Regions from separate parts of the Homo sapiens genome. Here region 1 is linked to region 2. Evidence: read pairs that join two places in POLR2A ChIA-PET (ENCODE). Cell type or tissue: OCI-LY7. All regions are shown on one strand. Each heading gives the region's core, and the rest is flanking DNA. Links, peaks and the distances in the headings are about the cores only.

Region 1 (2,500 bases), core at 1-2,500, 130 kb after region 2:
TTATCATTTACCTTCTGCTCGACCATAAAGTGTATTGTTTTGTAATATTGTAGTATTTTTTGTAATTTTGTAATATTGTAGTATTTTTGTGTAATATTGGACTTGACACATTCTTTTTGTTGATTTTTATTAAAAGGAGAAATTTCATTTTGTCCTACACATAGTGAATTTTAAATTATTTTTAGGTATAGTTGACATTTCCGAGCTTAGGCCTGGGGCACTTCTCTTACTGAAAAACCTATGTCACTCAGAAGCCCAGAGAAAATATTAATTAATTTCCAATTTACTTGGAGGCAGGATGAAAATAATAGGTTGGTCTCTCCTTCTGACCACCCAAGATGCCAGCCACCCTGAATGCTTTTTCTTGTCCCTTCATGTTTTGGATCCAAACTAGCTAAATCAGGATCTTTTAGAGGTTTTCTCTAAATAAGCTAGCAAGCATTTACCTGTTTGAAACAAAACCCACAGACCTGCTTGCCTAATTTTGGCAACCAAAACCCTGTGGCTGTGAGCAAGTTTGCCTCCGTTTTGATCCATGATGTGTATGACAATATATTTTTTGGCTGTTCTAAAGCAGACTGCCAATTAGATCCAAATGTGTCAGACAGACTCAGAGAGGGTACTAGTGGCCAAGTTTCCATTAGTGGTTACTACTGATTGATGCCTGCAGCTTTCTGTTCATGTACAAATAGAAACCTATTCTCATCTTTGATCTTGGGGTTGGGAGTTGAGGTAATGAGGAGAAAGTCCCGGAACACAATTAAATCTCTTTGTATCTCTCAACTTGTAACTTTTGTTTTCCATTTAACACAGGAAAGACTCTGAATATTAGGAAGTTGTGATTCTCTTGTTCAGACTAGGGCATGCTTTTCATTTGCTCAGATACAGAAGGATATAGGGAGAAGGAAATAAACCATGTTTATGGAAACACAGCTCTGTGCCTGTAACGGTGTTAGATGCTTTCCCACGTGACCTCATCCAATTCCCTAACAACTCTAGAAAACGAGGATTCATATTCCACATACTCTTAAGGAAACTGCGTTTCAGAGGAGAGGGAGAAAAATACATTCTTCTGTGTTGCGCACATTGTAAGTGGCAAAACAAGTTGAAACAGGCAACTGTTGGCCTCAATGGCCTGTGGTATTTCCACTCCACGGTATAACAATGTAAGTGATTATGGTGTTAATCCTCCTGGTACTGCAAAAGAGCTTTATGAAAACCTTGAATGCACAATGGGAATGGGAACTATTCTGAACAGTTTATTTAGTCTAGAAGCTTACCTGTGAGTCATCATAGACCAATACAAAAAAAATCAGAAACCTAATTTCTAGATTTTAGCCTTTGCATTAATACTTAGAAATAAGCTGGTCTGTCTATCTATCTATCTATCTATCTATCTATCTATCTTAGTCTCTGCCTATAGTTTCTGAAACCAGAATCTTGTTCTGAGAAGTAAACTGTGCAAGGGGAAAGGATGAAGGAGAAAAAAAGCCAAGCGAACCTCTTTTCTTTGTAATGAGTCATATTGCCTGCACTTGGATTTTCACTGACACCAGCTAGGACAGTTTCTGCCCCTCCTCTCTCAAGGAAGACCTTAATGATGGTTCACAGGGCCTGAATCTTATCTGTGGTACCAATTAATTCTGGAAACTAAAAGTGTACTCATTTGAATTTATGTTTAAAATTTTTTTCTTTCTCCCTCCTATACTTATTTTCTAGGGAAGTAATTTGACATTTGGGTCTGCATTACACCAAAGTGAGTGAAAGATACTTTGCTACAGTTTTTCAGGGAAGGGAGGTTTATTTAGCTGTGGTAAATAGCCTAGAACAGAGGTTGGCAAACTTTTTCTGTAAAGTGCTGTATCGTAGGTACTTAAGGCTTTGTAGGCCATACGGTCTTTGTGGTTACAACCCAACTGTGCTGTTGTAGTGTGAAAGCAGCCAGTCAACACATAAATGAGTCAGTACGGTTGTGTTTCAATAAAACTTTATTTATGCAAACAAGAGAGGGGCCACATTTGGCCCCTGAGCTGCGGTTTGCCAAACTTTGGCCTAGAACATATCTCAGGTTTTTCTCTGTGTTTGACACCTACTGCCAAGCACATAGTAAGTGCTCAATAAATAATAAATGTTTTTAAATAACTGCACATGTAAAGGAACAATAGAACTCTTTCCAGACTTTATAACTAGCAACTATGTTATACATTAAGGAATGAGTTGGTAGGAGTAGAGTCAATCTACAGATAGAAGAATAAAGCATGAGAGGTTAGGGCCTCAAGAAGCTGCAGGCAAATTTTCATGTAGAATTCAAGCTCCCTGACTCTAATCAGTGGTGCATTTACTGAGCTCCTTTGGTGCATGCAAGTTTATATTATTTTACCATTTATTTTAAGGAAATCTATGTCTTTCAAAGAGAATAATATTAATTTCTGTTGCATCAGATAAGCTCCTCTGGGTTGCAAGAGATAGAAAACCCAGTTCAAACAAGCTTAAACAATAC
Region 2 (4,918 bases), core at 1,368-3,867:
TTTTGGAATAAGTGTGGTGTGGTGCTGAGAAGAATGTATATTCTGTTGATTTGGGGTGGAGAGTTCTGTAGATGTGTATTAGGTCCGCTTGGTGCAGAGCTGAGTTCAATTCCTGGATATCTTTGTTAACTTTCTGTCTCATTGATCTGTCTAATGTTGACAGTGGGGTGTTAAAGTCTCCCATTATTATTGTGTGGGAGTCTAAGTCTCTTTGTAGGTCTTTAAGGACTTGCTTTATGAATGTGCATACTCTTGTATTGGGTGCATATATATTTAGGATAGTTAGTGCTTCTTGTTGAATTGATCCCCTTACCATTATGTAATGGCCTTCTTTGTCTCTTTTGATCTTTGTTGGTTTAAAGTCTGTTTTATCAGAGACTAGGATTGCAACCCCTGTTTTTTTTTGTTTTCCATTGGCTTGGTAGATCTTCCTCCATCCCTTTATTTTGAGCCAATGTGTGTCTCTGCACGTGAGATGGGTCTCCTGAATACAGCACACTGATGGGTCTTGACTCTTTATCCAGTTTGCCAGTCTGTGTCTTTTAATTGGAGAATTTAGCCCATTTACATTTAAGGTTAATATTGTTATGTGTGAATTTGATCCTGTCATTATGATGTTAGCTGGTTATTTTGCTCGTTAGTTGATGCAGTTTCTTCCTAGCATCGATGGTCTTTACAATTTGGCATGTTTTTGCAGTGGCTGGTACCGGTTGTTCCTTTCCATGTTTAGTGCTTCCTTTAGGAGCTCTTGTAAGGCAGGCCTGGTGGTGACAAAATCTCTCAGCATTTGTTTGTCTGTAAAGGATTTTATTTCTCCATCACTTATGAAGCTTAGTTTGGCTGGATATGAAATTCTGAGTTGAAAATTCTTTTCTTTAAGAATGTTGAATATTGGCCCTCACTCTCTTCTGGCTTGTAGGGTTTGTGCCAAGAGATCCACTGTTAGTCTGATGGGCTTCCCTTTTTGGGTAGCCCGACCTTTCACTCTGGCTGCCCTTAACATTTTTTCCTTCATTTCAACTTTGGTGAATCTGACAATTATGTGTCTTGGAGTTGCTCTTCTCAAGGAGTATTTTTGTGGTGTTCTCTGTATTTCCTGAATTTGAATGTTGGCCTGCCTTCCTAGGTTGGGGAAGTTCTCCTGGATAATATCCTGAAGAGTGTTTTCCAACTTGTTTCCATTCTCCCCGTCACTTTCAGGTACACCAATCAGATGTAGATTTGGTCTTTTCACATAGTCCCATATTTCTTGGATACTTTGTTCATTTCTTTTTACTCTTTTTTCTCTAAACTTCTCTTCTTGCTTCATTTCACTCATTTGCTCTTCAATCACTGATACCCTTTCTTCCACTTGATCAAATCAGCTATGGAAACTTGTGCATGCGTCACGTAGTTCTCATGCCATGGTTTTCAGTGCCATCAGGTCATTTAAGGACTTCTCTACAGTGTTTATTGTATTTAGCCATTCATCTAATCTTTTTTCAAGGTTTTTAGCTTCTTTGCTATAGGTTTGAACATCTTCCTTTAGCTCGGAGAAGTTTGTTATACTGATCGTCAGAAGCCTTCTTCTCTCAACTCATCAAAGTCATTGTCCGTGCAGCTTTGTTCCGTTGCTGGCAAGGGGCTGTGTTCCTTTGGAGGAGAAGAGGTGCTCTGATTTTTAGAATTTTCAGCTTTTCTTCTCTGGTTTCTCCCCATCTTTGTGCTTTTATCTACCTTTGGTCTTTGATGATGGTGACGTACAGATGGGGTTTTGGTGTGGATGTCCTTTCTGTTTGTTAGTTTTCCTTCTAACAGTCAGGACCCTCAGCTGCAGGTCTGTTGGAGTTTGCTGGAGGTCCACTCCAGACCCTGTTTGCTTGGGTATCACCAGCGGAGGCTGCAGAACAGCAAATATTTTAGAACGGCAGATGTTGCTGCCTGATCCTTCCTCTGGAAGCCTCATCTCAGAGTGGCACCCAGCTGTATGAGGTGTCAGTCGGCCCCTACTGGGAGGTGTCTCCCTGTTAGCCTACTCAGGGGTCAGGGGCCCACTTGAGGAGGCAGTCTGTCCGTTCTCAGATCTCAAACTCCATGCTGGGAGAACTACAACTCTTTTCAAAGCTGTCAGACAGGGATGTTTCATTATCTGCATTTTCTAGTAAGGAAACCTAGGATCAGACAGGCTGTGAAACTAGTAGTGAGTTTTATGTCCTTACTCTGGACTAGACAGCTGATATTCAGGGGAGCCATGATGTGAACCCAGCATTGGTAGATTCAAAAGTCTATGCTCTTTTCATTGCAGAATCATCTTTTAATTTTTGGTAATGTGGTTTTACTCCAGGTGTGTCTAGTTTCAAATAACTGAAATAAATTTGAACTACTTTTTTAAAAAAGGAAAAGTTGTTTTAAAGACAAGGAGTCTCTTGAGGAACCTAAAGATAGGACTCCAGCTGGCTTCTAGGAGGAACTGGAACTGAGAACTGTTTAGCTAGAGTTCTGTTCCTCTGACTCTTCCCTCCTGTCTTGCACATCTGCTTTATGTTCTGTCTGTAGTTTTCTCTGCTGCTTGTGTAGATGACAGAATATGGGTGCTGCACAGCTTTGACCAGGCACAGAGATGAGCTGTCCCTAAATCCAAATTCCTAGTAGGGAAAATCTGATTGACTCTGCTTCATTTGTATTTTTATTTATTTTTAAGACAGGGCCTTGCTTTGTCACCCAGGCTGGAGTGCAGTGGCACCATCATGGCTCACTACAGTGTTGACCTCCTGGGTTCAAGTGACCCTCCTGTCTCAGCCTCCTAAGTATTATAGCTGGGACTACAGGCACATGCCACCAGCTAATTTAGCCCAGCTAATTCTTTTCTTTTCTCTTTTCTTTTTCCTTTTTTTCCTCCCTTCCTTCCTTCCTTCCTGCCTCCCTTCCCTTCATTCTTTCTTTCATTCTTTCCTTTTTTTTTTTTTTTTCAAGGTCTTGCTCTGTTGCCCAGGCTGGTCTCTAACTCCTGGCCTCAAGCAATCATCCTGTCTTAGCCTCCTAAAGTGTTGGGGTTACAGGCATGAGCCACTGCACCTGGCTGGCTCTCCTTTCAACAGACATCCATCGTGAGTCCAATCAGCTTTTAGCCAAGAAGGCAGAATTACATAAACCAGACATGGCTGCCACTCATGGCACCAGTTTTGACTGGTAGGAATGTGTGACTCTAGTCTTTTCTCACTCATCTGGTATGGCTGCAGCCTATTCTGTGTACTCTGTTACATGGAGAAGTCTAATAGTTTCCTTTCCTGTTTGACCCATGATTATAGCTCTTTGAAGAGCAAATAAGACTAGGACAGGTGTGGCCAATATGCTGACATGTCAGTGATTTTCTTCTTTTGAAACACATCCTCATTGTTTCCACAATCTCATTCCTTATAGCCTGATTTTCCCCCACCCCACCCCACCTGTCTCATATAGGAATACAGTTAGAGTATCTGCTCAAAAGAAATCACCCACTTTCTTTGGAGCTCAACTTTTCACTTGGGCTACAGCTCCAACTGACTCCCTTTGCCAATATAAACCCCTCCCCAAACTTGTTGTGCTTATTCTCTATGATAATGTTGAGAGTCCTTTTCCCAGTTGTCACTACTTATCCAGAAGTTGGTCCACTTTTTCTCATTGGGCACACTGAGAAGAATAAATTCACGAGGGCTCTTAGGAACAAATGGTGGTCACCAACTCTTTTCTCAATTGAAGTAGCTCCAATGGAAGGGGGTCAAATCTCAACACCCAGTTACATACATGTATACTTTCTGTTTTCTTCTACAGCTGTAAAGAAAAGGAAACTCAAGAGGAAAAAATTATTGTTACATTTTTTGTAGGTGGTCCCAAACTTACGAATGTTTAGGGTTCCTAAATGTTTAGCGTTCTAGTTGTTTAGAACTTGGAACTTATTTTATTTTGGATACAATACTGTACTTGCTGCTTTAGGTTTCTAGCCAAACTGCAAATAATAATTTGGCCTACAATATAGCTGATTTGACCTTGAATTATGACCTCGAAATTTACCTTACCCTTAAAATTAGAGTCTGAACTCTTCTGGTCAATAGCCTGAATTCATTAGCTTTCTAGATACTCATTCCCCTAAGCTTCTCTAAAGTTTGGTACTCCCTGGAACCTCTGTTTTCCTCTTACTGTAGAGGAGGTAGGGGGACAACATAGAGGTATGTAAGTGGATGATGGATGTGGGCTCCAGGTATTGAAAGATGTAGTGGCAGTAGATGGTACAAAAAGAAGGATAGGACTGAGTAGAAAGTAGTGAGTTTTATGACCTTAGTGATGCTCAAAAAAAGAGGAGGCTGGTGAAGAGGAATAGGGTGGAAAGAATGGCTGGCTGCAATTGTTGATAAATAGATATTGCATGTAGTCAATGTCTACATTTAAAATATTAACTATTTTTTGTATGCAATTCTTTGAGTTGCTCTTCCCGCCCCCCCCCCCCCATTATTTTTTTTTATCTTACTTATTTGTTTGTTTGTTTTGAGACAGGGTCTCACTCTGTCACCCAGGCTGGAGTGCAGTGGTGTGATCATGGCTTACTGCAGCCTCAACCTCTCAGGCTCAAGTGATCCTCCGGCTTCAGCCTCCCAGGTAGCTGGAACAACAGATGCATGTCTCCACACCCAGCTAATATTTTGATTATTTGTAAAAACGAGGTCTCCCTATATTGGCCAGGTTGGTCTTGAACTTCTGGGCTCAAGTGATTCTGCCACCTTGGCCTCCCAAAGTGCTGGGATTACAGGTGTGAGCCACTGCGCTGTGCCTATCTTTCTTCTCCATTAACCTGCAGTAAATAGAGAATAAATTTTACAGCATTCATCATTTGTTTAGCTGGGTCCCTGAACTTGCCTCCCTGGGATAAGGCACCATGACTGCACAGATCCAGCCAGATAATAGA

Evidence for each region. ChIA-PET counts read pairs that join two places held together with the same protein. Peaks named below come from ENCODE experiments on the same cell type or tissue, not always from the same donor. Only the 100,000 strongest peaks of a DNase experiment are listed, where the experiment ranks them.
Region 1: POLR2A ChIA-PET joins it to region 2 with 5 read pairs; 5 of 35 experiments call an interaction of 5 or more read pairs at or near these places.

What each region holds. Positions count from the first base shown.
Region 1 is chr6:18,487,551-18,490,050 of GRCh38, forward strand. No RefSeq gene overlaps it. Among named protein-coding and RNA genes, the nearest start is that of MIR548A1HG, 34 kb to the right of the region's middle. In OCI-LY7, for the core only: no CTCF peak of the experiment used is centred there; no DNase peak of the experiment used is centred there.
Region 2 is chr6:18,357,201-18,362,118 of GRCh38, forward strand. No RefSeq gene overlaps it. Among named protein-coding and RNA genes, the nearest start is that of RNF144B, 28 kb to the right of the region's middle. In OCI-LY7, for the core only: a CTCF peak has its summit at 2,181; DNase peaks (open chromatin) are centred at 2,451 and 3,251; H3K4me3 peaks cover 2,236 bases; H3K27ac peaks cover 2,500 bases.